3 separate regions of the Homo sapiens genome follow, and regions 1 and 2 are each linked to region 3. A link is a contact called in ENCODE Hi-C or POLR2A ChIA-PET data. All regions are on one chromosome and are shown on one strand. The core of a region is the stretch at or near the end of the contact, and the rest is flanking DNA. Distances in the headings are between cores, read along the strand shown.

What was found. Hi-C counts contacts between places; a loop is a spot of excess contacts on that map. ChIA-PET counts read pairs that join two places held with the same protein, here RNA polymerase II (POLR2A). Pooled maps may share reads with other maps.
Region 1: a map of heart right ventricle shows a loop between it and region 3 (3-fold over the local background). The contact joins two enhancer-like sites. A Hi-C loop is called at or near these places in 7 of 168 maps with a recorded cell type or tissue (Caco-2, PC-3, dorsolateral prefrontal cortex and 4 more) and 7 of 50 pooled maps. POLR2A ChIA-PET finds 5 or more read pairs at or near these places in 4 of 52 experiments (BJ, HCT116, Panc1 and 1 more).
Region 2: a map of astrocyte of the cerebellum shows a loop between it and region 3 (5-fold over the local background). The contact joins two enhancer-like sites. A Hi-C loop is called at or near these places in 5 of 168 maps with a recorded cell type or tissue (A673, Caco-2, PC-3 and 2 more) and 6 of 50 pooled maps. POLR2A ChIA-PET finds 5 or more read pairs at or near these places in 8 of 52 experiments (A673, BJ, HepG2 and 5 more).

What each region holds. Positions count from the first base shown.
Region 1 is chr13:97,356,973-97,361,305 of GRCh38, reverse strand. MBNL2 (muscleblind like splicing regulator 2) reads right to left here. Exons shown (of 9, transcript NM_001382683.1): 7 at 3,671-3,824. Among named protein-coding and RNA genes, the nearest start is that of RAP2A, 75 kb to the left of the region's middle. RefSeq lists a silencer at 1,517-1,586. Within about 2 kb of position 1,790, at least 6 of the 41 ENCODE cell types and tissues checked have a DNase peak (open chromatin) inside an H3K27ac peak, as active enhancers do; they include dorsolateral prefrontal cortex and endothelial cell of umbilical vein, where a contact is called at or near this core.
Region 2 is chr13:97,273,069-97,277,706 of GRCh38, reverse strand. It overlaps MBNL2 (muscleblind like splicing regulator 2), which reads right to left. Exons shown (of 9, transcript NM_001382683.1): 2 at 1,298-2,075. The coding sequence starts at 1,471. All of the region lies in intron 3 of LOC101927385 (a long non-coding RNA gene), which reads left to right. Among named protein-coding and RNA genes, the nearest start is that of MBNL2, 53 kb to the right of the region's middle. Within about 2 kb of position 2,831, at least 11 of the 41 ENCODE cell types and tissues checked have a DNase peak (open chromatin) inside an H3K27ac peak, as active enhancers do.
Region 3 is chr13:97,305,137-97,309,358 of GRCh38, reverse strand. The region is part of intron 2 of MBNL2 (muscleblind like splicing regulator 2); the gene reads right to left. Among named protein-coding and RNA genes, the nearest start is that of MBNL2, 85 kb to the right of the region's middle. RefSeq lists a cis regulatory region at 908-919 and an enhancer at 842-986. Within about 2 kb of position 1,263, at least 10 of the 41 ENCODE cell types and tissues checked have a DNase peak (open chromatin) inside an H3K27ac peak, as active enhancers do; they include dorsolateral prefrontal cortex and endothelial cell of umbilical vein, where a contact is called at or near this core.

The sequences.
Region 1 (4,333 bases), core at 541-3,040, 51 kb before region 3:
CCCACTGATAAAATCTTGCTTCTCTTCAAACTCCTAGGCAAATTTCTCCTACTTCAGAAAGTCTTGTTTCTCCATATCCTTCGTAACCACCACCTGGTGCACATGCTGAAGGCAGAATTCATTGTCTCCTCTCCTTCACTCTCGAATAGCTTTGCCCAGACCCTCAGGTACTCCTTCATCCTCTGTATAATATTTGGTTTTCACCTCTTTATGAACTCTTTTGTATTCTCATTACTGGCTCTGGAACCCAGAACATACCACGGGTTCAAGGTATGTTTTAATGAATTGAATGGAATAAATTTTGTTGTGCTTATGCAGATACAGATGCCACTAAACACTGATCAATCTTTCACCAAGTCATGTGATAATCTGATGTAACATTTACACGTTTCTCATAATTAGGCTGTATCTGGGCACTGTCCCCTGTTCTACTTATTCTGTACTTCCAGTATAATGAAATAAATCAAGGAAGGCTTCTGTGGGTTGCCTTTGTTCTGATCAGCTGAAGCACTTCACTAGGCACCAATTCTATGAACAAAGACTTCTCAAATGTTTTCTGCTTCAGTTGCACAAATATTTCAGCTGTCGTATCTGTGAGCCAGAATTATCTGGGTAGTTCCACTTTGCGGTGTAGACACAGCCTCAGTTTTTCCATCTGCAAAATGCAAATAACCGTGCCTGCCACTAACAGAACTGCAACATCTTGAAGAATAATGAGATAATGTCTATAAGAACACTTACAGTAACTTAGAATAAACCTGTCAGAGAAATGCCAAGAATTATTATGCTGCTATTTTTGTAAGTGTGTGTGGTTTTGCCACTTTCCTAACATAGAAAAGAAAAAGTCTAACTACTTGGTTAAAATAATCCCAATGAAAAAAGAAAAAAAAAGAAAACTCCCACCCATGGCAAATGTGCTAGGCCATCAAGCAGGGCAATAATTATCTTAGCATAGTTTGGGAGAAGACTCTCATATTTTGCATAAAATTTTATATTAATATCTTTGCAACCTGGAGGCAGAATTCCTAAAATCCAAATTCACATTGTGTCAATGGGAGAATTTTAGTATCATATCAAAAGCTTTAACTATGAATGGTTAAAACAAAAATGCTATTTTTGTTTCATATTTATGTTTACGTAAAACATTTATAGAAAAATCAAAATCTGTTCATTTAAAAGTAATGGGTCCTCTATGTACCAAGTTATAATAATTATTTTTGAACATCTTCACTTGATTTGCAGAGGTTTCAAACCAACAATGATGAACAATGATTGATTATTACCATTATCATTTTAGAAATAAAGTTGAAAATGGGTTTATAAGAAAGAAAATCAGAAGCAAAAACTTAAGCTAAAATGAACAATAAAATTCCTGGTATGGGTTTAAGCGGGAGAAAGATTATTTTAATTTCCTTTTAATAAAATTATTTTCTCTTTCCTCATTTAAGAGAAATGTGAAAATTCTTAGCAGTTGAAATACCATTTCAGAACACTAGATCCACATGCTTGTTCACTCTGATATTCATGTCATGTAAGAAATGGAAACCCTTCTAGTCACTGTATTGGTGCGCTAGGACCCACTTTTTGGCTTCCAAAGCCCACTGTATTGAGGGTTGCCAGACACACTTAAGCTGTTCTTAAAGAATCCACCAGAGGGCGGAAGTACACAACCACAGCAGCCAATGTAGCCGTATGGGTCCTTCATGAGATACATTTCATCAACAAAAATCAGGTCGTTGCGTAAGGGATGTTGTTTATCCTTGCTTTGGAAATGTTTATCCTTGCTTTAAAATGTTTAAAAGGTGAAACATTTTAAAGTGATGATTCTTTCAGTGATTTAACAAATCAGTCATTGTTGGGTTTGAGAGTTAAACATGTGCTGGAGGGCTTCAGATTCTTTTGGCAGGCTTAGCACCAGAGCTTCATAGGTATTCCCAGGACATGGTAATGGCAGTAACATCCATTCTTCAGAAACAGGCTTCTCCTTTTACGTTTTTCCCCTCAGTATATTCTTCCTTAATTTTTTTTTTTTTATCTTAAAATATCTAGTGGCCAAGAGGTCTACAATGACACACTTTGTAGAAACCACACAGGACATTAACGTAAGTTTACCTTCTAGTAATTATTTTACAAATGTGTTATTTCAATTAGATTACATATTAAGACACTGCTATGCTGTAACAGCACTGGGATGTCACTAATTAAGGCTGTAATAGGGCAAAAGTGAACTCCTAATAAATACTGAATTAGAGATTTCTTCTACAAGTCTGTGAGTTTAAGACAGGTTCAAAACTAAAATAAGAAAAAAACACTGAAAACCACTTTGCTCACATAATTTATATGTTAACTAAAATATGTATTGTTCACAGGTTACTAATCCATTTCAAAGTGTAGATTTTATACAAAGAATATCACAGAAATATTTTACCTCCCTCTGATGTTAACTCTGATAAGCTATGGGATTTAAGGAAATGGATAATAAGCTCGAAAAGTTCAAACTAATGGATTTGAATCAAAAAACTCTTTTTGTTAGAATTGTTATTCATTTATATTTACTTTCATTTCACTATCGTGGGCTGAAAAATGTTGACTTTCAAAGAACTCAATGGATGGTCTTCCCACCAGGACTTAAGTTACCCCTTGCTTCTAACATTGACTAAAAGGTGAAAAACATGGTCAATTATGGTGACTATCTTTGCGTATGGTGTGCGTGTGTGTGTCTGTGGTTAGAGATGTCGGTGCAAATGGGGGAGGGATGACATGATTTATACTTTTGTTTTTTTACTTTTATCTGACTTTTTGGGGTCAGTTATTTAAAAATTCACTTTTATCTGCTTTTTTCTTTTTTCAGGAGAACTCTGTGGAATGTGTATATATAGGCGGGCCCAGGTGGTAGAATGTGATGTAAATGGGTTTGGTCACAGGGAAACTCAGTTCTTTTTCTCATTAGTTGTGGCACCTTGGAAAGTCACTTCTCATTTAGGGGGCCTCAGTTTTCTCATCTGTAAAACAATCAGCTGGATGAGGAGATCACTAAGAGTCCTTTAAACTCTAAGATTCTATGACTATTACAATGGATCTTTTAGTGGAATCATAGTTAATGCACATCGTACGTAATAGTATCAGGCATTGGCTTAGACACTGAGGATAAGAGCTCTATATACTTGTGAACTTGGTGAAAGTTGAGAAGGATGGAGAAAGAGATAGAATGAATATAAAAATATGAGTAGAGAATTGCTTTAATTTGAATAGCCTCATTGTTTTAGTGCTCTGAATAGAAATAGAAAAAAATGGTTAGTATTTACTGGAATTGCTATTTTTAGGTCATTCAGAGTTAAGGACAAATTTCAATTGTCACACATAAAAGGTCTTATTTACATAAACAATTTTACAGGGCTTGTGCAAATACAAGAAACCAAAAGCCCTAACTGCTGTTTCTCATGGGTTAAATCTGTCTCTTCAATCTATCAAATATTTGGCTTTAGAATCCTAACAGTCTTTAGCTATCATTCAAAGTAAGGTAAATACATTTAGATAGCTAGGACAACGATGAATTTCAAACTGTATTATACCTTCAAAAGCAAACTAGATGCCACCAAACAGCTTAGAGAAATGAGAAGAAAGCACATGACCAGAAGGGCACAGGACGTAGGGCAGTAAGGGCACATACCTGTTGGAATGAACGCGGCGTGTTGCTGCAACTGTGCGCTGGTGAGAGCCTGCTGGTAGTGCAAGACGCTGGGGTTAAAGACCGCGCTGGTACCATTGCTTTTTTCAAGTGCTTGTCTCTTTGGTAAAGGATGAAGAGCACCAGGGGGAAAGGCCTAGAAATGAAGAATTCGATAAGATATGTCTAACTTAAAGCAAACACACCTTCCATGTTCACAGAGATCATCAATTGCAACATTCTTTTTAAAAATGACAGCTAAGGAGATGCCTCTGCCATGCACCTTAATTTAAACAGCGGCAATGTCGAATGAGTGAGAATTTGTTATTGAGAGCGAAAGCATGATTTCTGTAACCCAAAACGGTAGCATCTCAACTAAGGAAAAGAAAAACTATCAAGCAACAACAACAAAAAAAATGGCTTCAGCTTTTAAAATGAGTTAAACTATTCTAAGGGGGGACGAAGCATTGGTGTTATTATTAATACCTATTCTTTTCTTTAACTAAATGGCAATTTCTTGAATTTAAAGGTTAATACGAATTATAATGAACATTTTCTGAGTCAAATAATTTAAATTTGCTTCACTCTTTTGGAAAAGGTATTAAAATTTGTTAGGATTAATTTATTTCACAGATTACATATGAGAATGAGATGGCTAAACACCTT
Region 2 (4,638 bases), core at 1,582-4,081, 33 kb after region 3:
TTGTCAAAATTTTACCCTTAAAAGACTTTTGTTGGGTCAGAAATACATTTTCCTGCTTTGAGTGTATTGACAAAATTTCCCTTTAAGATATATTAAAACTTAAATATAAGTTTGAAGTCTTACAAAATTATAAATTTTGACTTATGTCTTATGAGACATAATTTTTTACTTAAGACAAAATTATCCCAAAGGACAACTCAGTCTCTTTAACACCCAAGAATAGGCTAGGGTCACTATTTTGTAAACTAACAGCTCTATAATTTCTCAAGTCATATGTCAAGAGCATTGATAAACAATTTTCTTAACTGTTTGGTAACCTTGCTGAAGTCTTGCAGAGATGTAAACACTGAGCTCTTTTAACCTATGTGCCTTACTTATTGCTCCTGAAAACAATATTATTATGCCTGTAGGAACGCCCTAGACAATCTCAGATTCATAATGTTAGGGCTGAATACACCCCCCAGCATTAGCGGTTAACTCATGCCACTTCTAGATCTTTCATTAAATTCTCTCCATCCTCCTAACTCCACCCAACTCAGTATATGACTCAGATGCCTTGAATCTCCAAAAACATTTCTTGAAACAGTCTGTTGGAAACCAGCTTTCTTCTATGGACTCCATAGAAATGTTTTTGCTGTCTGTTCCTCCCACAAGGCATGTGTCCCCTTCTTGCATTGTAGATACTTGCTGATATGCTGAATTGTCCCTGCCAGACAGTAAGCTCATCAAAGGTGCCATCTGAATCACTTTAGTTTCTTTTGTCATATAACTCACATGAAGTAGATTCTCAAGTATTGAGTATTGAGCGTGTACTTAATAATTTCTGTTAGCCATGACACATTTTCAGAAAAGCGTTTTAGGAAGTACTCGGTCAAAGGAAAAAAAAAAAAGCCATAAGAATAGAAAACTCTTCAAGAGCTAAGCCAGAATAACTGGCACTTAAAAGTGACACATTCAATTTCTTCACCTTTATATAACCTCCAGAAGATCAAATGTTGATAAAATATTTATCTTCAGTTGTCACAAGCCAGACTTTGATTTAAAACTCTTGGGTACATGAATGTCATGCCAGACCAGAAATACATCATCATGTATTTTTAATTTAAACATGGGTATGTAAAAAATTTATATATGCCTGATATGAAAAAATTTGAGTGAAAAATCTCCCAACAGTCACCACAAACAAGAAAATAGAATCTAAAAGCAATTTTTAAACTTCTGTAAAAATGCAATGAAAAGCCTTCTGTTTGCAATTCCAATGTGGTATTGAAATGACACATAAAACGCATTCTCTTACCTTTAGGGAATCAAAGCAGGCAATTACTCTTCCATTTTCAACCTGACAACTTTTGGGGGGATGAGCAAATTTGCATTCTTCATCAGAGCGTGAGCATGTTCCTCTTTGAAACTGTCTGCAGACTTCTAATGTCAGCCATTTTGTATCTCTGACTGGGGCAACGTTCAAAGCCATGGTGATAAAGTAATTTGGGCTGTTTGTTTCTGTTAAATGATGAAATCAATCCAAGTTCTAATGATTCCAAAACTACTGTTGTGAAAACTCCCACATGTAAGTCTGAAGGTGAGTGATAAATTGCTTAGTGAAGTCCAATCCAAGGAACAGGATGATGAGAGAGTGTATGGACAGGCAATCACTCATCAATCAATATGTCCCACTTAAAGATGGTAGGCCGCAATAAAAGCATGCTCAGTGTCATCTCTGGCTTTCAACGTCCGAGTCTCTTGACTGTTTTGCAGATACAGCTGTTATTAATAAAGTGACTTCAATATCATGGCACTCCTTGGGAGAATATTTAATGCTGACGCTCACAGCTATTGACGATGTTGGAAAATAAGACACTCAGATGTTCATATTTTAGCAGGATGTTTTTCTTTCCCCTTTTTAAATTCTGAAATTAAGCAATTGGCAAAGTCAGACAACTGAGGTATCTTCATCCACTCATAAGGTCAGGGTAAAGTGTACTTGACAGAAGAGTGGGATGTGAATACAAAGAAAGCTCCCAAGCTGCAGTTTTCCAGCAAAAGTGACTTCACACAGGCACTTTTAAATGATAAACCTGCAAAACAGAAATGAAATATTAACCTTTACACAAACTCAATGGAATCACCACTTCAACGAACTATTGAACTCTTATCTAGAATTTGCAAAAGCACAGTTTAGAGCTTTGAGCTTTGAGTATAGTGAGAAAAGTTATGCATTAAATAAAAAAAAGAATATGCAACGGAAACCGTATTGCAGAATTGTCTAGGCAGCAGTCCAAAAGTTAGGAATGACTCAAACAGATGAGTGTGGCAGACACAATAATTAGGCCTTCTGAAACAATCCCATCTAATGTGCTTAATCGCCAAAACAGTGTATTAGGACTGTGGCTTCCAATTAATTTCACATTTAGGCCATTGATTTTATTGTTGGGAATGCTATAAACAATTATTTGGGATGTGTCCCTCCTATGTAATAAAGATATTGTCATTTTGAATGAAGTGTGGGCTCTTTCTTCTTTATGTTCTTCCTAGTTTACAGAGATGTGGACTTGGAGATGGGTAGGTAGGATCCTCTTGATATTTTTTCTCAGGTATCTTAATACTTCCTCTCCACCATGACTTACCTAATGTTTATCTTCCTATTTACACTGCAACATTCACAGGGCAAAGACTATTCTTTGTAGTTTTCATTTCTGTATTCCCAGTGCCTTAGTCTACGGCGTATATTAGACCCTCAAGAAATATTTATTGACCAATTTAACTGATGACTAAGTGCAGGAATGTAAATTAGTTTTAGTTGAGTTCAGTTTAGTTTTTAACTGAGTCATAATCTAAAAACGCTCTGTAGTATGGAATGCTGGAGTTAAAACACATGGCTACAACAAAAATATAGTCAGTAAGTTCAGATGTCTAAAATAAGCACCTTCAGTTTCTTTTAACTTTTTCAAGGGTTATGAAATCATTAAACATTAAATTCCAGTTACTGGGACAAGCATGAATAAAGGACTAAAGTCCAGAAGTTGATTATTTTCATAAATAGGATATGCCACAAATGACCTTACATACCTGCTGAGCCTTGATGTCTTTCTAAAAAATTTATACCTAAGAAGAACTTAATGAAGACTGGAAGTAGATTATTTTAAATTGGCAGGTAACAAATAAGTTCAGAGAGCAATAATTTTTTTTTTTTTGAAATGGAGTCTTTCTCTGTCACCCACACTGGACCCTGTCACCCAGGCTAGAGTGCAGTAGCATGAACTCGGCTCACTGCAACCTCTGCCTCCTGGGTTCAAGCAGTTCTTGTGCCTCAGCCTCCTGAGTAGCTGAGACTACAGGTGTCTGACACCACGCCTGGCTAATTTTTGTATTTTTAGTAGAGACAGGGTTTCATGGTTTCACCATGTTGACCAGGCTGGTTTCGAACTCTTGACCTCAGGTGATCTGCCCACCTCAACCTTCCAAAGTGCTGGGATTACAGGCGTGAGCCACCGTGCCCGGCCCAATAATTTTTAAGTGGTTCACAAGTGTTCCCTTAAAAAGTATGACCCCAAATCAATTAAGTTTATTTAACTCTGGGTAAATCAAGCCAGACGAGCTTCCTTGCATTAGGGCTTTTTAAGTTTTTTAATTTTTTTTCTTTTTTTTGAGACGGAGTTTCACTCTTGTTGCCCAGGCTGGAGTGCAGTGGTGTGATCTTGGGTCACTGCAACCTCTGCCTCCTGAGTTCAAGTGATTCTCCTGCCTCAGCTTCCCGAGTAGCTGGGATTACTGGTGCCCACCACCATGCCCAGATAATTTTTGTATTTTTAGTAGAGGTGGGGTTTCACCATCTTGGCCAGGCTGTTTTCAAACTCCTCACCTCAGGTGATCCACCCATCTTGGCCTCCCAAAATGTTGAGACAACAGACGTGAGCCACCGCGTCCGGCCTGCAATAGGGCTTTTCTTGGCTGCTGTGTCTGATGGGTCCCTTATAAGGGAGAAGCCTCAATGGTGTCTCAAGCTTATCTGATGATGGAACATTTATTTAAGCAGGACATCTCTTGGGACTGGTGGGAATTGCTACTTCATCCCAATAATTCTTTTACATTTTAATAAAAGTGTTTGCATGAGTTATAATTGCATGCACATTTAAGGAAGTTGGCAATCTTGAAAGCTATGACACATAGCAAACTTCAATTATAAAATATTTGAGGGGTCCAGGCAGGCTCCTGCATGTCTGTTTGGCAACGCTGCATTCACAGAAGCTAATATCAGCTAGCCTAAGCTAGGGAGCTTAAGAAGATGAGTTTAATAACCAAATTTAATATGGGTTGGGTTTCATAGACCAGCCTGGACTTGTATCTTTATTACCTCAACCTGCACCTCTAGCTCCCATGGAGAACAAAGGATGAGGAAAGCAAAGGACAAGGACATATTTCTGCCTGCATCAAGGGAGATGAGGCACCAATGACAAGGATATTTCAAATGATGGGCTGAACACACTTAGTGTTTGAAAAATATTACGTAGAGTCCCCAAGTCCTCAGTACCAGGACCCAAGGTAGATGCTCAACCTCAAAGGCAGCAGAGTCTCTCCCAAGGGCTCCCATGGAGGAAAAGAAAGAGGTAAACATAGGTACTGTTGCATAGATGGCAAGAA
Region 3 (4,222 bases), core at 14-2,513:
AAAGGGCCTGTCTCCAAGTAAGTTACAGTCAACAACAGTGGTTTGAACTTCAAGGTATGAATTTTGGGGGAGATGTGATGCAACTGCCCTTGAATGCAAAGGTCATTTTGACATTTTTCATTTCCGTGCTCAAAGTCTTCCATTGTCCCCACTTACCAAATAAAGTCCAAATTCCTCACTTGGGCGTGCAAGCTCCCCACAGCCCTGTTCCTATGTGTTGTTGTTATTTATCTCCCTACATACCCCATGGTTTTTTATGCTGCAGTCCAACCATGCTACTCTCAGATTCCAAACACACCCACACTTTTCTGCCTCTGCGCCTATGCTCATGGGCTCTTTCTGCACAGACTGCCCTCTTACTTCACCCCCACAGGCCCATCTCTGATGCCCTTTCTCCATGATGACTCCTCAGTCCCGCTCAGAAACGTCTCCTCCTTCCCAGGGCTTCTTTTGCTTATCTTGCTAGAAATGAAGGGTTATGACCATTGTCATAGTCACAGTCACTTGTGTGTTCCCTGATGCTAGACTGTACCTTCCTTAAGAGCAGGAACTTACTCATCCTTGCATGCCTCTCAGTGCCTTTTCTTTCTCAACTCCCCCAAAGTGAAGGCTTGTATCTTTTGTGAACAAATCAGAGGAAAAAGAAATATTCTGTTATACAGATCGATCATCATAAAACTTCAGGGGCCTCTAAAGCAGCTCTTGTCATAATAGTGGGCAGGCCACACATGATGTAGGTTAGTAGATAGTGGAATAAATAAAATAAGCATTAGGTGTAAGATTTAAGATTGTTGGTGTGTGGGTATGAGCAGTGTTAAATGGGCCATCATCATTTTTACTAGGAAATTCCCTTTGTCCTCATCATTTTCCCCTTCCAACAGAAAATTCCATGAAGCTCATTTCTAAAGAAAAGTAAATACCCAGATGGCCAGAGGGATGACCTTTCTCTAACAGAGGGGATGGATTTGTTATCCAGCCAAATGTTTGAAATTCTTCCACCAGCATGCATAATTGAGAGAGATGTGTTAATTACCCTTACATGACAGCTGGTAGGACTTCCTAGACAAACTCTGAGAGGAGTATTGATCTGGAATCATTGTAAGTCACTGTACTGTGGTGATATAAAGGTAAAGCCCTCGCAACAGTTTTGAATGAGCAGGTCAATGTGTGGGGCCTCTGTGAACTGGGGCCTGCAGGCATGTGGCAGCCAGCCAGTGTTCGTCCAGCAACAAAAGGACCAGTGTGGTTCTTTGCATGACATTTTAATGAGTGATACAAGGAAAATCCCAAAGATGTAATCCCTTTTATTATAATAGCTCTATGGCTCAAAATGGGTTGTTATCAAAGAGAAACACAATTCCAGAAAGTGAGGATAAGATTTTTGTTTTTATCCCCTGTATCTGTGAACAGCATTCTCATCATTGACTGTTATTTAAGGGAACTGAGTGCACAGCGTTTGACTCAGCACTGTGGACATTTTGAAGAGGGAGCAGAAAATACGATCCGTGCCCTCGAGGAGTCACTATCTTGGCACTTGGGTGGAAAATAATTTAATTCTCTAAAGTCTTTTCCAGGTCCAAGATTTTATGATTCAATGAAGAAGAAAGAGATCATTTTATCTTTAAACAGCAAAAATGTCATGAATATCCTTTTGTCTAAAAAGCAATTCATATTTACTAATATAATTTGTCATACTGCTGCTACATTAAATTTTTCAGTGTTTATATCACAAATCTGCACAAGGGAGCTTTTGAATTTATTTTTCCCTTCCTGTTGTGGACTAAATATTTTTTCTTTTACCTGGAATCACATGAAATATGGGATTACTTGACTTTTCTGAAATCCAATATAACGGTATGTCGGCTTCCAAAGTAACCACTTTGTTGTTCATTCATACATTTCTGGAAAAACTATCTGGTTTTGGTGGAGTCTAGGGAAAATACGCTCCAGGTTTTTTTTTTTCCATAAAATGTGTAGAAGAAAAATATACATCTCTTTTAAGCAACTGGAACCAATTTAAGGCTTTGGCACACACAGTGGAAAAATCAATGGAAGTTCAAAGTTGAAAGGCAAAGTTGGCCTCTACAAGTATCACTAAACTTGTGTCCACCAAGAAAAATAAGGAGAGGATTTCTGACAACCAACTAGGATGGCAGGTCAAATAATCAATCATCAACCAATCAATCAACATGGTTTTATTGAAGACGTTTTTATTTATGTTGGATGCTGGGAGATGGAACCCACGAGATTTAGACTTTCTTTCTCTCCTTCAGAAAAGTTTTCAATTTAACCAGGGAGATAACAGGAACATGCCTTGAACAATAAGGAATAAGATGCTATATTGATAAAAATCAAAAGTCTACAGGGCTGGGCATGCAGGAGACTTCATGAACACTGAGTGATCCAACCAAGGCAGAGCCTCCACACATTCCTGAAATCCTTTTGAGAATCCATCCAAATTTTCTTCCCAACTAGACAAGAACTTATAGTCCTTGAGCCTTGTTCTTGTTGCCTGGCAACAACACCAGACTCTACTGAGCCCCAGGAGACCAATGTCCAAAGGCTGTCTACTTCCCATGCAGGTTTCCTCCACATGAAAAATGAGCTCATAAGTAGGACACCTATTCTCCTCATCTCTTTCTGGTGCTGGGAAGCCCTTCAAGTTTTTCTGGAAGTATTTGCTTCTTTGTTCCTTGCTTAGATGGAGAAAGTGAAATGAGGACCACCAAGGGGTAAGTTTCCCATTTATGTCCCAGGCAGTCACACTGGTGGTCCAGTCCCAGCCTCTCCATCATGTCTACAAATCATTGCAATATAATGTAAGAGGTGTCATTTATGTCACAGTCCTGGCAAGGAGTGACCACCATGAGTTTGCTCTCAGAGGGTAATGGAAGGCTCTAGAAATATGTGCCTTGAAGAAGAGGAAAGAAGATGGGAAGGTTTGAAGAAAGTGAGAAAAAGTGAGAGTGCTCAACCGTGTCAAATACTGCTGAGAGGTCAAATAAAATGAAGGGCTGCAAAAATGATCAATGAATGTGGCAATTAAACAGTTAATGGTGGTTTCATCCAGGGCAGTTGGTGGAGTATTGAGAGCAACAACCAGGTTGCCCTGCAGTGAGCAAGGGTTAAGAGGTGGTGGTGAGGAAGACTGGACAATTCTGTCATCTGAAATCTCCTATTAAGTTAGGTTCTTCTGGTTAGGGACACTGGGGAAAGAGGAGAGGAAGTGATTTTTAATGTCATAGAAAATGTTTTCATTTCTCCACCTTTCCCCTGTGTGAAGAGAGAAAGGGAACATGTGCAGACTAGCAGTGGAAGCTGCTCAGTGAGGGCACAAAAAATGCCAGGACACCTCCGGGCTCAGGGCAGAGAAAGGCCCACCGGAATCTGTTGGAATTAACACATTTGTTCTGTTCCCTTTTTTATCCCTTCTCTTCCCCTTCCTCCCTGTTCCGCTCCTCTTAGAAATAATTATTGCTTGGGTAGCTCTCTGTCAAATATCTTGAACTTTTCATGAAGAAACTCATCATGAGACTCTGACAAAAAATATAAAAATCCTGGGATTTTTGGTTTGTTTGTTTGTTTGTTTTGAGACGGGGTCTCCCTCTGTTGCCCAGGCTGGAGTGCAGTGGTGTGCGCACGGCTTACTGCAGCCTCAACCTCCCAAGCTCAAGTAATGGATCCTCCTACCTCAGCTTCCCGAGTCACTGGAACTACAAGTGCGTGCCACCACATCCAGCTAATTTTTTGTATTTTTTGTACAGGTGGAGTTTCACCATGTTGCCCAGGCTGGTCTCAAACTCCTGGGCTCAAGTGATCAGCCTGCCTTAGCCTCCCAAAGTGCTGTGATTACCAGCATGAATCACCATACCCAGCTGATTTGGGATTTTGAAGTCATGATTTAGGCTTTTAAACAGTTAATCTAAAATTACATCAATCTAATATTGGCTGAGTATTGGGGATAGATATGTTTTCTGATTTGCTCATATCATCTGATACATGTGTACCTCTTAGATTTCACTATTATTTCCAAGTAGTAGATTGTAAATAGAAATTCTCCTGTTATAGCAATTTCTTAATTATGCATAGGGGTAGTAGAAAGAAAATTTGAAAATAAGAGTAATTCATCTAAAAATATATGTTAGCCATTGTTTTTCAACTAAACCTAAGAATTTAACCAGAACTCCTGATAAGAAGTCAAGTCAAGATGCTAACTGGAATT